Regions from separate parts of the Homo sapiens genome. Here region 1 is linked to region 2. A link is an interaction called in ENCODE POLR2A ChIA-PET data of the cell type or tissue named here. Cell type or tissue: PC-9. All regions are shown on one strand. Each heading gives the region's core, and the rest is flanking DNA. Links, peaks and the distances in the headings are about the cores only. Region 1 overlaps LOC105373422 (a long non-coding RNA gene). Region 2 overlaps ADAM17 (ADAM metallopeptidase domain 17).

Region 1 (9,008 bases), core at 2,801-5,300, 440 kb before region 2:
AAATCTCTATCTATGACCTGTTGCCATGAACCCTGTTTATTTCATTTTATTTTATCTGAGACAGGGTCTCACTGTGTTACTCAGGCTGGAGTGCAGTGGCACCATCACAGCTCACCGCAGCCTTGACTTCCCAGGCTCAAGTGATTCTCCCACCTCAGCCTCCTGAGTAGCTGGGGCTACACGTGCACACCACCACACCTGGCTAGTGTGTATGTGTGTGTGTGTGTATGTTTTGTAGAGACAGGGTCTCACCATATTGCCCAGGCTGGTCTTGAACTCCTGTGCTCCAACGATCCTCCCATCCTCCCAGCCTCCCAAAGTGCTGGGATTACAGATGTGAACCACCATGCCTGGCCTACCCTCTTCATTTTTAAGTTCTTTACTATTTGTTTAAATTATTAAAGTAATATATGCACATAGTTTTTATGGAAGAAAAAATGCTGGGCGTGCTGGCTCACGCCTGTAATCCCAGAGCTTTGGGAGGCCGATGTGGGCAGATCACCTGAGGTCAGGGGTTTGAGACCAGCCTGGCCAACATGGTGAAACCCCATCTCTAACAAAAATACAAAAATTAGCCGGGCATGGTGGTGGGTATCTGTATTCCCAGCTACTCGGGAGGCTGAGGCAGGAGAATCGCTTGAACCCAGAAGGCGGAGGTTGCAGTGAGCCAAGATCGCGCCACTGCACTCCAGCCTGGGTGACAACAAGACTCCATCTCAAAAATAAAAAAAGATAGAAAGGGATTAGGAACGGGACAAAGAAAGGAGAAAGGAAGAAATTGAAGCTCTGCAGAAGGATACAGAATGCAGTCCCTGGCCTCCTCCATTCCCAGCCCCTAATCCTTGAGACAACCACTGTGAACAATTTGTGTTGATCTTTCCAGATATCTTCTGTCTGTACAAGCACTCACATGGTTTATTTTCTTAGACAAATGGGATTCGGACTGCACAATCTTCCACAGCTTGCTTGTTTTTCCTTTCTATGGTTTAAACATTTTCCACATCAGCACATAGAAATCTAGTTCACTTTAAAAAATGGCTGTATGGTGTTTCCTTGAATGGCTATATGATAACTTGAATGTATTGGTGAGCAATTAGGGTTTTTTCCCCTAGCTTTTCTTAATTACAAACATTCACAATAACACATTCCTCTAACTACATTTTTGCACACTTGATCAGGTATTGCCATAGGATAAATTCCTAGAATCGGAGTTACTGAGAAAAGGGAATGCACAGCTGCCATTTGGTTTTTTGTTTGTTTGTTTTTTGAGATGGAGTTTGGCTCTTGTTGCCCAGGCTGGAATGCAGTGATGCAATCTCTGCTCACTGCAACCTCCACGTCCCGGGTTCAAGTGATTCTCAAGCCTCAGCCTCCAGAGTAGCTGGGATTACCAGTACCTGCCACCACACCCGGCTAATTTTTGTATTATTAGTAGAGATGGTGTTTTGCCATGTTAGCCAGGCTGGTCTCACACTCCTGACCTCAGGTGATCCACCCATCTCGGCCTCCCAGAGTGCTGGGATTACAGGCATGAGCCACTGCCACCGCACCTGGCCTGCAGCTGCCATTTTCCTGGCTCTTGCCGGATTGTTTTCCAAAAGGCTGCTCTTATTTAGATTCCTACCACAGAATATCAGACTGCCTACCGTGCCGCACCCTAGACAACCGTGGGCAACATTGAAGTTTGCTTGGCTAGTCTATTCGATGAAAAATGGGATCTCGTTGTTTTGAATTGCTTTTTTTTTTAAGTTATGAGTGAGGTTTTTCATCTTTTTATTTGTTTGGCAATAATCTTTTTAAACTCAAAGGTAGTGTTTTTTCAAAGAAAGAGGATCTTTGAAGGTACCTTCCCAAGCCATGAGTTTCAGAGTAGAGAACTAATTTGGGACCCCCGCTCCCATTGGAGACCATATGGTACGGTACTAACAGGCTCATGGGTGCATTGAGTGGGGTTGGGAGGTGGCTAGTAGATTTAGAGTTACAAGACCTGGGTTCTAGTCCAGGTTCTTCTATTGACCAGCAGGGTGATCTCAGTAGAGTCACTGCACCCCTGTCACAGAGTTCTCTGAGCGCGTCCTGAATCTCAGGCACCTGGCATTGCCTGTGCTTTTCCTCTCTCCCTTGCCACCCAAGTTACATCTTTAGTGGCCAACTTCAAATGCCAGCTCTTCCAGGAACCCTTCCCATCCCAGTAGGAGGACTCCCCAAGCACCTCCGCTGTCCTTCGTGAAGCCACTCATCGCAAGTGGCTCTGCCTTTACTTGACTCAGTTCCGCACAATTCCGAGGGAGGAACTGAGGCAGATACAGATTCACATGCCAGGGCTGCCTCTGATTTTTATCTTTAGTCTACTTCGCTGCCAGTCCTTGCTTTTCTTATCTGTAAAACATGGAAAATACATCAAGAGACGTGGAGTTAACTATGAATAAAGTACTTAAAGACTCACACAATGCCTGGCAGACAGACGCTGGCAGATGGCGTTCATCTTCTTTAAAGACTAGGCAGTAGGAACCCTGTCCAATTCCTCCACATCCTTGTTGGTTGGACATGTTACCTAATCCATGTGTGGAATTCCCCACATTCAGGGACTTCAGCCCTGATGAAACAGCCCATATTGAAGGGACATCTCAGGGGGCTGAAAGATGATGGCAGAGCCTTCACCCTGACATCCAAGCACCTGTCCCCCCAGTTCATCAGAACCCGGGGTCTCAAGGTCGTGCCAGTGCGAGATGAAAGTCTTTCCACTCCGGAGAAACTGGTGTGGGAGGCAGGGAGTGTAAAATCTCCACCCTCACCACCAGCTCTGTGACAAAGTTTCTTACCCTCTGAGCCTCACTTTCCTCAGCTGTGGGATACGGGATAATCATTCCTATCACCAAAGGTTGTGTTTGTTTTGGTTTAAGAAAAGTATCTCAGACAATGCCAGGCACATTTCAGGAACTAGGTCAATATTAAACTTTCCACCTCCCCATTTTCCCTCACTGTAGCATAAGCTGCTTAAGGGACAAAAACTATATCTCATATTTTTAAAACGTCCTCATCATCTGGCATAGAGACAAGCATATGGTAGATGATCAACAATTACTGTAGTTATTCAGGATGATAATGACATGTACCTTCTTTTGGCAGAATTCAGTGCTCAATGTGATCACATACCTGAGCTCATTTGATTCTTAAAACAACCCTTGGAAGTAGACAGGGTTCTACCCACCTTGTAGATGGAGAAACAAAGTCCAGAGAGATCAAATAACGCAATTCAGTCTCATAGTCAATAAGTTTGGGACTAGAACCCAGATATCTTGTTTCCAAACCCCGTATTTTCCTTCTAGTGGTGGTACTGCCAATGGGTGGGTGTTTCTGCATGAGATTTTGGGTTCAGCCCACAGCACTCATTACAGAGCACCTGGACACGTGGCAGCCGTGGCAGGTGCTAGTGACAGTGTCTGGCTCAGAAGATGGCATTTGATTACTCTCTAAGTTGATTCTCAAACTTAGAGAACACACTGACTGTGGATTAGCTCTCGGTTGTTTGGTATCCACAGGCTCTGTTTTCCTGTGTCTTCCGTGACACTGTCTTGAGCGTGCTTGCTTATGAAGGTTTGACACCCGTCCCCACCATACCTGCCTGCCACTGCCAGGATGACTGGAGTCTCAGGTGAGTCTTGTCAAATACTTGGGACTTGACCCAGACCCAGTTGCCAAGAAGCCAGCAGCCAGCTCTCCCTGTTTCAGAATGTAGGCAGAAGCAGCTATGTCATGTTGGGTGTCACCCACTTGTTGGCAGCTAGAAGAACCTAGGTCTCTCACATTCTTTTCCTGTGGCTTCACTGTAGAGTGATCATTCCAAGGGAGGCTCAATAGTTGCAACACAGTTACCAAAAAGCCCTGGGCTCAAGCGCCCTGGCCTTAACCTCCAGTGAACCTCTCTTGCTTCTGACTGACACCGAGTGGGGTGGAGCCATTTGGCTCAATGCCATTTCAAGCAAACACCCCAAACAGGGGAGCTGAGAGGCTGTGGTGAGGCTTGCTGGCTCACAGGTGCATATTTCACTCTTTGAAGAAAGGGTTATTAATGATCAAACATCTCTATTATAAAATAATGTCCATTTAAAATTGTTGGAGCTGCTGGGTGTGGTGGCTCACGCCTGTAATCCCAGCACTTAGGGAAGCCAAGGCAGGTGGATCACCCGAGGTCAGGAGTTCAAGACCATCCAGCCTGATCAACATGGTGAAACCCCGTCTCTACTAAAAATACAAAAATTAGCCGGGCATGGTGGTACATGCCTGTAATCCTAGCTACTTGGGAGGCTGAGGCAGGAGAATCACTTGAACCTGAGAAGCGGAGGTTGCAGTGAGCCAAGATCGCGCCATTGCACTCCAGCCCGGGCGACAAGAGTGAAACTCCATCTTAAAAAAAAAAAAATTGTTGGAGCATCTCACCACATTTTAGTACAAGAGAGATTTATCTTTGCTTTATAGGTAGGGAAAAAGCAAAGAGGGATTAAATCATCCAGCCAAAATTGACATTTTATTAACTGTGTTTTTACAGTAATCCCTCCCCAGCTGCCAGCTCCCTTACTTGAAGTCTGAGCCTTTTGCAACCCATGTTGATATGTCTTTTCTAAACCATGATATTACTGATTTCAATATCTGTACTTTTGAGTTGATTCCCGTAGTATTAATATAGTCACTGATTTTAACATTAATTTTAACTTAAAGGTTTTGTTTTAATCTGCTGTGACCAAATCTGGAATCACTATAGCTGTAAATAAGTAGATTTATCTAGTATGTTAAATGAACAAATGTAAAATGTTCCATACAGCACAGGAGCTTTCAAATCAGTGGGCATCACTGTTGGTGATGATTAGAAAAAGGAAGAGCTAGAGGCTGAAAAAAGGTAAAGGGAAAAATCAGGAGTTTTTTTTTTTTTCTGAGACCGAGTCTAGCTCTGTCGCGCAGGCTGGAGTACAGTGGCACGATCTTGGCTCACTGCAACCTCCGCCTCTTGGGTTCAAGCAATTCTCCTGCCTCAGCCTCCCAAGTAGCTGGGATTACAGGCGCCTGCCACCACGCCCAGCTAATTTTTGTATTTTTAGTAGAGACGGGGTTTCACTGTGTTGGCCAGGCTTGTCTTGAACTCCTGACCTCAGGTGATCCGCCGGCCTTGACCTCCCAAAGTTGCTGGGATTACAAGCGTGACAAGCGTGAACCACCGTGCCTGGCCAAATCAGGAGAATTTTGTGATAAGCATCAGAGGGAAAAGAAGGGAAGCAGGTCTTGGAGTTTTGGGATTGCTCTTCAGGAGTGGCAGAGACTTGTGTGTGTTGGGCCTGAAATTATCATGGGCACAACCATGCTCTCCTGGTTTAGAACTGGGGAGCTCCTTGAGCATTATTTACTTAGGTATTGTGGTCCTTTTAATAAAAGTTCCTCAAGGCATCATAAAACCTCAAGTTACTCTGCTCTGGGGCCATTATGGGGATCAGCAGACGGCAGGCACTAACTGACACGAAATTAGAGAGCTGTTCGTGTAGATGGAGGACCAGGTAACATGCAAAAGCCAAATCTTAGTATGCATAGGATTCTTAATAAAGCTAAATAAATGTAGTCATCGCATTGAAAATGCAGAGAAGAGCAAACCTGGAAAGTTTCTGATGAGCTGGTAAGTGGAAATTAATTGTATAAAACTTGTAATTACAAACTAGATGTGTAACATTTCCTAGATATGCTTCTTTGGTATGTGGCCTCTATTATCATTGTGATATTTTTCCTGTAAGATCTCAAGTTTCTTAATCTTAAAATCTACCAAGCTGTCAGGTTGGGGAGGGAGCGCTAACAGTAGTGCCTACCTGCCCTGTGGGTACTGGCATCTGTGTGCACAGAAAGCTCATGGGCCAGCACAAGGAGGCTCCATCTAGAGACCCAGGCATGTGGCACAGACGGTGCATGCCCTTACGGAGGTCTGAGCTCTGTGCTCGGAAACCATGAACTCTGCTTGGGGAGCTGAGGTAGGGAGGGTTGAAGGGAGATGGCATAGAGCAAGAGTCCTAAAGGAAGAAGAGAGAGAAGGACATTTCTGATAGAGCATACAACACAGGCAAAGGCCTCAGGGTGTGAGAGGCCATGGCTTGCCTGAGATCGAGGGCGCAAGGCAGGGCGGGGGATGGGAAAAGTGTTGGGGCCACACTCTGATAGCTCAACCAGAACACACTGTCTCTTGCCTCTAGGCAACAGGAGCCTTGGGAGGATGCTGCATATTGTGGGGGTGGGGGGGGTGGGGGGTGGGTTTAGACCCGATTTGGGAAAATAACTGGCAGAGGGGCAATGTGTGTTGGAGGGGAGAGAGCTTTGCAGCTCCTGGGAGAACACGAGGAGCGCCAGAGCTGGGCAGTGACTGTCGAAGGAGGGCGGAGTCCAGAGGTGCTTGGTGGTAGAAAGTCAGCGAAGTGAGGATGAGATTTGGAGGTGACAGGGAGGGAGGGGCTGGAGATTTATGACTTGGCGCAATTAGGTGGACGGGGCTGTCACTGAGTCAGGGAAGGCAGAGGAAGAACAGGTTTGGGGTGGAGGCATGGAGGAGGGGTGGTGAGGATATATGCTAGTTGTAAATGATCTAGTTTTCTTCTGAGCAGCTTTTGGGCTCCTTAGATTCCAAACTGACATCACCAGGGGTTGAGTCTTGGTGAGGCAGCACGGTAGGCTGGCCAAGCCCACAGACTTCAGCCAACAGCCTGGAATCAGAGCCCGGCTCCATGCTTACCAACACGGCCCTGGGGATGTAATTGAACCTCTGTGTGTCTCCAGGTCGTCCTTTGTACAATATTACAGGACCGTAGGGCTGCTAAAAGTATGGATAAAAGAGTCCATACATGTGAAATGCCTGGCCCACTCTAAGCACTATATAAATATTTGATATGGCCACAGGAATGCCAGGGGCGAAACTTAGGCCCATTTCCTCCTTCTGTCTTCAAATAACTTCAGTTTGACTCAAAACCAACATTTGTAGGCAGACAACTGAGCCCATTCACAGAATGGTGAAATCACTGAATAGTGAAAACAGTACAGCAGTAGCTGATCAGAAAGTGGGAAGCTTTTTGTAATTTTCCCCTTTCTCATCACTACTTTCATCAAAGCATTTACTGAACATCTGTTGGATTTAGGGTTCTGTAGGAGCCATGTCTCACGAAAGCCTGTCTAGTTAGTAAACCAGGACACACATAAGCAGGCTATGATAATGTCAAAAATAGGCTGTGCTGTAGGTGCGGAGGAATTGAAGAAAGTGAGTGGAGACAGAATGATCTGAGGGGTGCAGGATCCTGGGTCCCTACCCTTCCTGGGCAGCAGTGGGAGATGGGAGGGCGTGATAGAGCTGGGTTCTAAGAGGCCATTCCACAGCTCTGACCCTTGGGCTGTGGTGAGGAGGGGCAGGCGAAACCAACATTACTGACTTTACTACCTGATTCCCATTCCACATGAGGGCCGTGGGCTGCACTTAGCACGGGGCAATTGCAACAAAACAAAACAACAAAAAACAAAACCAGTTTTAGAGCGGAAGAGCTGACCCTGTGAACTGCTGTGGCAGGATGGACAGTGGAGGGGGAAGAGGCACAGAGCCCACCTCCCTACCCCCGGGGGCTCTGGGGCCGGAGCAGGTGACCGCTTGGGACCAGAGGAGCCTTTCCAGGGAGATTTTTATTCTGGTGTCAGTTGCTAAGGAGAGAAAGGTAAAAATAAGTATTCATGTTTTACAACATTTTCTTATCCTCGAACATGGCAAAGAATACATTTTTTTCCTACTTTAAACCTTGGGGGGAGTTTTAAAAATTCAGGACCACCTTTTTCATTGTAGGTAATGTTTAACTTACTTACTTAATTTAAATTAATGTGGACAACAATGGTGACAAAAGGCAACTGCGTTTAAGTGGTATTCTAACTAAAAATTCCTTTGGGAGTGTCTGCAAGTCACCCAGTTCAACGCAAATATCCATAAAACATGTACTAATTGTCCCAGAAGGGAATGATTGTTTCAGAAGGGCAGAAGGCCAACTGAGCTGAAATACCAGGTTCTTAATTTATAAAGTCAATAAAAGCACTCTTTTGTAAGCTCTTCTGAAGTCATAGCATATTATCAGGTAAGTCTGGCACTAAAGCTCTTTATGCTTAAATACTTCACAAGGGCACGAAACAAGGGAACATACACTTAGAGCTGCTTGAATTCGTTTTGTGAGAGACTTAATACTGTGTGAATTTACTCAGCTTTCAGGAACACAGAGGCATTTTAATTTTTTTAAAAAGTCACCAGCTACATACTCAAGATAAAAACACACACTCTTAACTACCTGCAGTTTATAATAATCCACAGAACTTTTACAGCAGGCCTACTTTGGAAACTGTATTCAAGGTCTTGCTGAAGATTCGGGAAATCATGCTCCTTTCTTATTTAAACAATATGTTGTCTTCTTGTGTGAATAGAGGGATGAATTAATACTCCTTTTTTTTTCTAGGTGGCTTTGTGCCAATGGAGGGAAAAAGAAAGATAACAAGGAACTAGACACTGTGGGTGAACTCCTGGCCTCCTGCTGCGAGGCGCCTGAGGACCCTGGGCTCTCCCTCCTCGGTTTGGGCTTCAGAGGACCCTGGGCTCTCCCTCCTCGGTTTGGGCTTCAGAAGGTGGCTCCACTTCTGGGTGGCAGTGACAGGCAGACCTGCTGAGAGCCCAGAGAGAAATACTACCCTGCAGGGAGATAAGGTCATCAACCTGCCACCACTGGTATATTCCCATAATAATGTCCACTGGTCCCAGTCGAGAGGCACCCACTCCTTTTCCTCTTGTCTAACACAGGAGTCTCGAGCTGCCTAAAGAAACCCATTTTTGGGAAGAGGATTAAAAACAAACAAACAAACAACAAAACTGTGCTCCAAATGTATATAACCCTGTAGATTAATGAAACATTTGGGCCAAAGTTCTGTATTCTCATAGGCAAAGACTCTCATAGTATTAATATATT
Region 2 (9,008 bases), core at 3,517-6,016:
CTTGGCTCACTGCAACCTCCGCCTCCCGGATTCAAGCAATTCTCCTGCCTCTTTCTCCTGAGCAGCTGGGATTACAGGCATGCGCCATCACGACCAGCTAATTTTGTATTTTTAGTAGAGATGGGGTTTCTTCATGTTGGTCAGGCTGGCTCTCAGGTGATCCGTCTGCCTCGGCCTCCCAAACTGCTGGATTACAGGCGTGAGCCACCGTGCTTGGCCTTAATTTCTAAATTTATTTTTTTCTTATGGTACTTTGTTTTAGGGGAAAAAATCTCTCAAACTGTGTTTTCCCTCTATTCTCACATCACAACCATCATCATCAACACAGAAGACTTGTGTGACCAGACCAAACGTGTGGGGATTTCCCCCTACATATCAAGCAGTAGACATCAGCTAGGTGTCCTCCAATTCAATTCAAACACTCTCCACCCGGAAATAGTATCAGATCTCACAGTTTGAGGGCCCAGTCCCACAAGACTGACTGTTCCCTCCTCCCCACCAGTTACAAGTCTGAGCCTCCAGAACTTCTGACCAACTGGCTTCAAGTTGGGGTTTCCACATTCTCCTCTTTGGGTCTGATTAATTTGCTTAAGTGGCTCACAGAACTCAGGGAAAAGCTTAACTTAGTTTATGGGTTTATTACATAGGATATTTTAAAGGATACAAAGAAGCTGGGTGCGGTGGCTCACGCCTGTAATCCCAGCACTTTGGGAGGCCGAGGTGGGTAGATACCTGAGGTCAGGAGTTTGAGACCAGCCTGACCAACATGGTGAAACCTCGTCTCTACTAAAAATACAAAAATTAGCCAGGTGTGGTGGTGCATGCCTATAATCTCAGCCACTCGGGAGGCTGAGGCAGGAGAAGTGCTTGAACCTGGGAGGCAGAGATTGCAGTGAGCTGAGATTGCGCCACTGTACTGGTCAACAGAGGGAGTCTTTGTCTCAAAAAATAAAAAAAAAAGAAAGGATACAAAGAAATAGCCAAATGAAGGGATACATAGGGCGAGGTCTGGAAGGGTCCCGAGTACAGGAGCTTCTGTCCCCATGGAGTTGGGATGTACCTCCCTCCTGGCACACGAATGAGTTTTGCACCTTCCTGTCAACCTCCATGTATTCAAAATGCTCTCTGGAAGCTCTCTGAATCCTGTTTTTTGAGATTTTATGGAGGCTTCATTACATAAGCACGAATGACAACTGTGTAGAAATGTGATTGGACAAAATGGGTATGTTCTCATACTAACCGACTGAGTGGGGAAGCCCACCAAGGCCTGTCCAGATTCTCCTTGACCTCTCTGTGCAGCATTCCTCCCTCCACAGTAAAGGGCAGGACCCTCTCTAGAATGAGAATGAGAATGAGGATCTCTGGACCCACAATCAGATTAGAGTCTTGCCTTGGATCAGGTAAAAGGAGGACAGGAGAAGGTCAGAGAGAGAGATTCTGTTTCCTGAGGATTGCTCCTGAGCCCTAAAGCACCCCAACATTATAACAGAAGACCGTAACCAGGGCTACGGAGGGTTGTAAGCCAGGAGCCATGGACAGAAACATACATGTGTGTACAGTAGCTCACGCTTTTACTTTTTTGGAGTCACAACTTCTTAATGGCTTGATTTCATGACATATTTTCTTTGGTCTTCCAGAACTTTCCTCTTAAAAAAACACAGCAAAAAAACAAAATTTGATTTGAAATTTTTGAGATTTTTTTTTAAGAGTCATTAGCAAATCCACTAATGAATTTTCCCCAAGCAGTTAGGAGATATTTCTCTTCATTACACCTTTGGGATTTGAGTGCTTTTGCTAAAAATTTAAGTTTTTTTTCCCACTACGGTTTTAATATGAACATGTGGAAAGACTTCTTGTATAGAAAAATGACTTGCAAAATATTATTTTTTCAGGTTCTATGGAGTGATTTCCCCCCCTTAGGAAAAAAGAACTCAGGAATTTTAAGTTTATATGTATATATATTTATTTTATTTTATTTTATTTATTTATTTTAAGACAGACTCTCACTCTTTTGCCCAGGCTGGGGGTTCAGTGGCCTATCTCGGCTCACAGCAACCTCCGCCTCCTGGGTTCAAGCAATTCTTCTGGCTCAGCCTCCCAAATAGCTGCGATTACAGGCGCCCACCACAATGCCTGGCTAGGTTTTATATTTTTAGTAGAGACAGGGTTTCACCATGTTGGCCAGTCTGGTCTGGAACTCCTGACCTCAAGTGATCCAGCTGCCTTGGCCTCCCAAAGTGCTGGAATTCCAGGCGTGAGCCACTGTGCCTGGCCTTTAAGTTTGATATTTTATTCAGATAAATATGGAAAAAAAATTTTAGCTTTATTGGCAAAATTTATTATTCATATAGAAATCATCTGATAATCTGATAGATTAAGTACAGCCCTGCAACTGGATTCTAATAAACCAAGTCCTCTAGGTCATTAAGATTGTTATTGGACATGAATTCAGTCATTGAGAAAATAAAACATTGTTTTGTTGTTCCTCAGTTGTGGTTTTTGTTTTTTTTTTAAGATAGAGTTTCACTCTTGTTGCCTAGGCTGGAGTGCAATGGCATGATCTCAGCTCACTGCAACCTCCGCCTCCTGGGTTCAAGTGATTTTCCTGTCTCAGCCTCCCGAGTAGCCGGGATTACAGGCGTGCGCCACCACACCCAGCTAATTTTTTGTATTTTTAGTAGAGATGGGGTTTTACTATGTTGGCCAGGCTGGTCTCGAACTCCTGACCTCAGGCGATCAACCCACCTTGGCCTCCCAAAGTGCTGGGATTACAGGTGTGAGCCACTGCGCCTATCCGTACTGTTTTTTTTACCCCTTGCTTTTTTTTTCCTTTCTGCTGAGATGCTTTAGGTTTTAACAGACATGTGATTGGGCCGAGGGGCATGTGAGGAGGCTGGACAATTAACTACAGTTAGCTTATTGCATTTATCAGCACCAGATTGTGTGTGGTTGAAATGGCCAAGGTTTGATGTTTTGTTATGAATGTTCCAGTATATCTTATAAATTACATTTTCTTAAATTGATTTGTTACTACTTACAATAATGTTTGATAGTATTAAATAAAATCCTACTTATTCTGTTAAATTCATATAATTGGTAGAAGAATCATAGTCCGGTTATTACTCTTTTTTGAGACAAAGTCTTACTCTGTCACCCAGGCTGGAGTGCAGTGGTGTGATCATAGATCACTGTAGCCTCAGCCTCCTGGGTTCAGGTGATACTCTCACCTCAGCCTCCCAAGTAGCTGGGACCACAGGTGTGCACCACCATGCCTGGCTAATTTTTTTTTTTTTTTTTTTGAGACGAAGTCTCGCCCTGTCTCCCAGGCTGGAGTGCAATGGCGTGATCTCAGCTCACTGCAACCTCCGCCCCCTGGGTTCAAGCAGTTCTCCTGCCTCAGCCTCCCGAGTAGTTGAGATTACAGGCGCGTGCCTCCATGCCCAGCTAATTTTTGTATTTTTAGTAGAGACAGGGTTTCACCATGTTGGCCAGGCTGGTCTCGAACTCCTGACCTCGTGATCCACCTGCCTCAGCCTCCCAAAGTGCTGGGATTACAGGCGTGAGCCACCATGCCTAGCCCACCTGGTTAATATTTTTTATTATTTTTGTAGAGATAGGGTCTCCCTGTGTTACCCAGGCTGGCCTCAAACTCCTAGAGTAAAGTAATCCTCCCATCTCAGCCTCCTAAAGTGCTGGTATTATAAGCATGCAGTTCTTATTCTCTTGTTGATCTGATTATAAGGCTCTATTTAAGACAGCATAGGCCCAACTGGCAGAAGTAGGTGATGGCTGGATATTGAGAAATAATGTTTTCTTTGCATGATCCTTAAGGAAGCTGACCTGGTTACAACTCATGAATTGGGACATAATTTTGGAGCAGAACATGATCCGGATGGTCTAGCAGAATGTGCCCCGAATGAGGACCAGGGAGGGAAATATGTCATGTATCCCATAGCTGTGAGTGGCGATCACGAGAACAATAAGGTATGTGTGTGTCGAGAATTTTTTATGTGGTTTGGAAAGAGGCTGTGTATAATGATCATAATGAGAGCTCAGAAACGTATTCCATTCCTAGGCGTTTCCCTAGGGATGGATGTGCAAATTACAAAGTACCTTGAAACGTGGTTGTGTGTTTTGGGGTGAAGCACGGTTCATCTAAATCTGGTTAAAACTATCATTTGGACTTTGTTGTCAAGCTTAATGGTGTAGATTTGAGCTCTAGGAAAAATTACTAATAATAATGGCTTTTTTTGGAGTTCTGGATTTCAGGGTCTGGTGGGCTCAGGCTTTATGTTAAAAATTTGTCATTTCATTTACAAGTTGTCATTCATTTTAACTCTACAATTTACATGTACAGTTTACACGTTTTTATTAACTTTTGCAGTTAAACACATAGTTTGCCTGACTACAAGCCTCATGGGAGAAAGGCCCTTCCTTGTCTGTCTTATTCATAGCTCTATCTTATTCATAGCTCTATCTCCAGTGCCTAGTAGGAGTATCTGGCATGTAACAAATATTTGTTGAATAATTAATGGAATCATTTACTATTGGGGGTTTCTGATAGAGAATACTAGTTGATTTGTGATACTGTAAAACACTTTCAGAGACTTTAAGAGTGCCGTGACTAACTCTTAGAGTCTGAACTAAAAGTTGTGTTAATAAATATCTGGTTCTTTCATTTTATTTGAAGTTAAACAGCATAAAGCAGTGTGAGGAAAACAATAGTTGCACTGCTGAGTTAAAGAGGGTCGGTGGGGAGAGCTTAAAGGAGTCTGATTCTAATCACAAAAGATTGTGAAGTATTTGTCCTGACTCCTATTTTGAGCTTGGCTGTGGGCTAATGTGCAAGCCTTCCCTGGACACAGAGGGCAAGATTACTTCTGCTTTTCCCTGGCTCTGACACCCTGCTTTCTGAAATTTCTGCCTCCTGTTCTTTTTGTGATCTTTGATTGTTGCATCTCATTTTTTTTTGGCTTTTTATGTATATTTTCTGCATCTCATTTTCTTTGGCTGTTATGTGTAAACAGTTCCTCTGTTACTTTGCATGTTATGTTTTATTTTTCCTCTGCTTGACAACTTGTGCCAGAGAAACATTTTTCTACCCCTTTTTGTCTACTCTTCCAACCTGTCAAACTGTTGAATTTTCCTTCTCTTTTCATAGTCTCTGCATTTCTAATCATGTTCACTATAGTTCAGTGCTGCCCAATAGAACTTTCTGCTGCGGGGCGGGGGATGTTTTGTGTCTGCTCTGCCCAGTATAGTAGCCACTAGCCCAGTGGAGCAATTGAAATGTGGCTAGAAACTGAGGAACTGAATTGTAAATTCTATTTTATTTAAATTTTTAATAATGTTTGCCTGTGATGGGAGACGGGAATGGGCATTAACTGTAAAAGGACATGAGTGAGATTACTGGAAGGATGGAAATGTCCTAAAATTGACTTATAGCAATGGTTTCAACACTTGGTAAAGTTATTAGAAATCACTGAGTTATATACTTGAAATGGATCAATTTTGTGATATGTGAAATATGTCTTAATAAAGTTGTTAATAAGCCAACAAACAAAAACAGCAGTGTGGGAGCAGAGGAAAAGTAGCGCGGATGTAGAGGAGCTGTGAAGTCATAAGTTGATTATTGTTGAAGCTGGTGAGGGGCACGGGGGCATTCATGATACCATCCTGTCTACTTCATAGATGCTTGAATATTTCTGTAATAGAAACTGTAAAATATGTGACTAGGAACAAAATTTAAGTAGCCACATATGGTTGGTGGCTACCATATTGCATACTGTTTCTCTAAGTAATAGGTCATATGCTTCTTGGTTATGAGGATAGTGTCAGAACTTGGGAGCAAAATGTTTTACTTTGCAGACTGCCTGGGTGGACATGCATGCTGCTGACTCTTCCTGCTGCCAGTTCTGGGGCTCTTCAAAACAGCCCTGTAAGAACTTGCCAGTGAGGCATGGTGGCTCACACCTGTAATCCCAGCACTTTGAGAGGCCGAGGTGGGCAGATCACTTGAGCCTAGGAGTTCAGGATCAGCCTGGACAACATGTGAAACTCCATCTCTACAGAAAATACAAAAATTAGCTGGGCATAGAAGCACATGCTTGTAGTCCCAGCTACTCAGGAGGCTAAGGTAGGAGGAACCCGGGGAGTTCAAGGCGGCAGTGAGCCAAGGTTGTGCTACTACACTCCAGCCTGGATGACAGAGTGAGACTTTATCTCAAAAAAAGGAAAAAGAAAAAAAAGAACTTGCTAATGAGAATGGGGCCTGGGAAGAACTTTTTTTTTCTGGAGCTGCCAGTCTGTATCAATGAAGAACAATTTATTTATTTTGTCCTGAGCACATCATATTTAGTCTGTGTTTTTCTAGTTTGGTTGCCCAAGTAGGAGTCCCCTTGTAAGAAGATAATGTGCATCTTCTATGTTTTATTTATTTATTATTATTTATTATGATTTTTTGAGTGGAGTCTCACTCTGTCGCCCAGGCTGGAGTGCAGTGGTGTGATCTCTGCTCACTGCAACCTCCACCTCCCAGGTTCAAGCGATTCTCCTGCCTTAGCCTCCTGAGTAGCTGGGGTTACAGGTGCATGCCACCACACCTGGCCAATTTTTGTAGTTTTAGTAGGATGGGGTTTCACCATGTTGGCCAGGTTGGTCAACTGACTGGTCAACAAACTCCTGACCTCAGGTGATCCACCTGCCTCGACCTCTCAAAGTGCTGGGATTACAGGCATGAGCTGCTGTGCCCAGCCTATGTTTTAAATGAATTCCTTAATAAAAATATTTTTAACTGATGAAAAGGGCTTACAGGACAAAAATAAAGTAGTTCCTTGACCTAGAAAGACAGAACCCATCACCCTCTACTAGGCAAGCCTATGAAGAGCAGTTTGCCACAGGTGGACTTCTCTGTGGACAGATGACATTAGTGAAAAGGAATGTAGGACCTTTGAGATTGTAACTTCTTAGGAAGGTTTGCTGAACGGAAGAGGAAGTCTTATGACAAGGATGCAAACAGAAGCTGCCAGATCTTCAGGGATGTGTAGGCAGAAAGCCAGAGTTGCGGGTTGGTCCTTTTATCGTTAGTGCTCTCCAGCTGCTTGGGAGTTGTAACTCTGACAAATCAGTGAAGAGGTCTTCTTATCTGTTCACTGTGAATTTTAACTCCATTTTAACCTGATAAAATGGAACCCAGAGATACATGATGTTGATGAATAAACCCACCAAAATGACAACTGCCTGAGGCCCCGATTAGAATAACCAGACCCCTTAGACATCTGTACTGTAACGACAGATTTGGGCCGGGCGCGGTGGCTCACGCCTGTAATCCCAGCACTTTGGAGACCGAGGTGGGCAGATCATGAGGTCAAGAGATCGAGACCATCCTGGTCAACATGGTGAAACCCTGTTTCTACAAAAAATACAAAAATTAGCTGGGCGTGGTGGCATGCACCTGTAGTCCTAGCTACTCAGGAGGCTGAGGCAGAAGAATCACTTGAACCCGGGAGGCGGAGGTTACAATAAGCCAAGATTGTGCCTCTGTAGTCCAGCCTGGTGACAGAGCAAGACTCCATCTAAAAAAAAAAAAAAAAAAAAAAAAAAACAGATTTGAAGATGTTTTTTAAAAAGCCAGTTAGTATTTCTGTGTAAGATGAGGTCTTTGCTATCTTTCTGAAAGTAGCTCCTTTGGTGTCTGATTTGGTGGTTACAGGCACCTTTGGAGGGTCTCATACACTTGGCTCTCAGGGGCTTCATGATTGTTGTCTGGGGTGAAAGTGAAGCCATTTTGGCATCTGCAGAGCACTTTGGAGACCCCGACCTAAGAAGTAACTATGCTCAGTTTTCCCTAAGCCTCTTCTTTTTTTGATAACTTCAGGAGGTCTGGAAAATGACCGCAGTTTTAGAGCTCCTGATAAAACCCTCAGCCTTAAAAGGGAGTTATCCTAGTGGTTCTGTACTCCAGGGTGGGAAGGTAGTGTAGAGACTTTTTGAGACACTGGTCTTGCTGGTTGATGAAAATGTTTAGGTAACAATTGGGGATTTAATTTATATAAAATGTACTATTATGCCTATTACTAAGCTCAAATATTTAAACAACTTTAAACTTGGATCATCCATATAAGTAGCCAAAGAAGGAGAAGAAACCCCTTCTCCTGCATTTCTGAATTGTTTTGTCTGGGACAACATTAACCTACAGAGGTTCTTAATTCTTGTCACTGCATGAGTGGCATGCCTGAGGTGAGGAGATTTCAAGTCTGATGGAGCTACGAGCTCTCTGTTGTGCTATTCTGCTTGTCCTTAAGTGGGCTTTGACTGGGATGTTTGGTCTCAGTATTTGTATAGCTTGCTTACCTTCGTAAGAAGAATTATAGATCCTTAACCAAGTTCACATCAGCCATTTAGCATTCTATGGAGGGAGGTTCCCAGTTCCATATCAGTGGCCTTTGGAGGAGACTGTGGTGGCCTTGCCATAACTCCAGGGTGGCTCTGATGGTGGTTTTACATTAAGAGTTTGTCTCTAGAGAAGACACAAACATTGCATGGGAATACATTTTTATGATATTATTTTGGGTCCTTATTGCCTTTTTTCTCTCAAGATGTTTTCAAACTGCAGTAAACAATCAATCTATAAGACCATTGAAAGTAAGGCCCAGGAGTGTTTTCAAGAACGCAGCAATAAAGTTTGTGGGAACTCGAGGGTGGATGAAGGAGAAGAGTGTGATCCTGGCATCATGTATCTGAACAACGACACCTGCTGCAACAGCGACTGCACGTTGAAGGAAGGTGTCCAGTGCAGGTGAGGAGTCTCTCCACAGGGATTTTGGGAAGTTGGTATAACAAGATGTCCAAAATAAGAGAAGACTGAACTTGCAGGGGCTTTAGAATCAACTGAAAGGGGTGTGAGTGTGTTTGTTTACATCTACCTCTTTTGCCCTTCACAGCAAGAAATTGCTTTCTGGGCCTGGCACGGTGGCTCACTCCTGTCATCCCAGCACTCTGGGAGGCTG

Evidence for each region. Peaks named below come from ENCODE experiments on the same cell type or tissue, not always from the same donor. Only the 100,000 strongest peaks of a DNase experiment are listed, where the experiment ranks them.
Region 1: POLR2A ChIA-PET joins it to region 2 with 8 read pairs; 3 of 35 experiments call an interaction of 5 or more read pairs at or near these places.

The regions. Positions count from the first base shown.
Region 1 is chr2:9,939,333-9,948,340 of GRCh38, reverse strand. It overlaps LOC105373422 (a long non-coding RNA gene), which reads left to right. Exons shown (of 3, transcript XR_922784.4): 2 at 3,543-3,655; 3 at 8,505-8,903. Among named protein-coding and RNA genes, the nearest start is that of GRHL1, 7.9 kb to the left of the region's middle. RefSeq lists an enhancer at 7,093-7,593. In PC-9, for the core only: no CTCF peak of the experiment used is centred there; a DNase peak (open chromatin) is centred at 3,830; H3K27ac peaks cover 2,074 bases.
Region 2 is chr2:9,504,955-9,513,962 of GRCh38, reverse strand. ADAM17 (ADAM metallopeptidase domain 17) reads left to right here. Exons shown (of 19, transcript NM_003183.6): 11 at 3,832-3,984; 12 at 8,598-8,797. It also overlaps a transcript of IAH1 not described here. Among named protein-coding and RNA genes, the nearest start is that of IAH1, 35 kb to the right of the region's middle. In PC-9, for the core only: no CTCF peak of the experiment used is centred there; no DNase peak of the experiment used is centred there.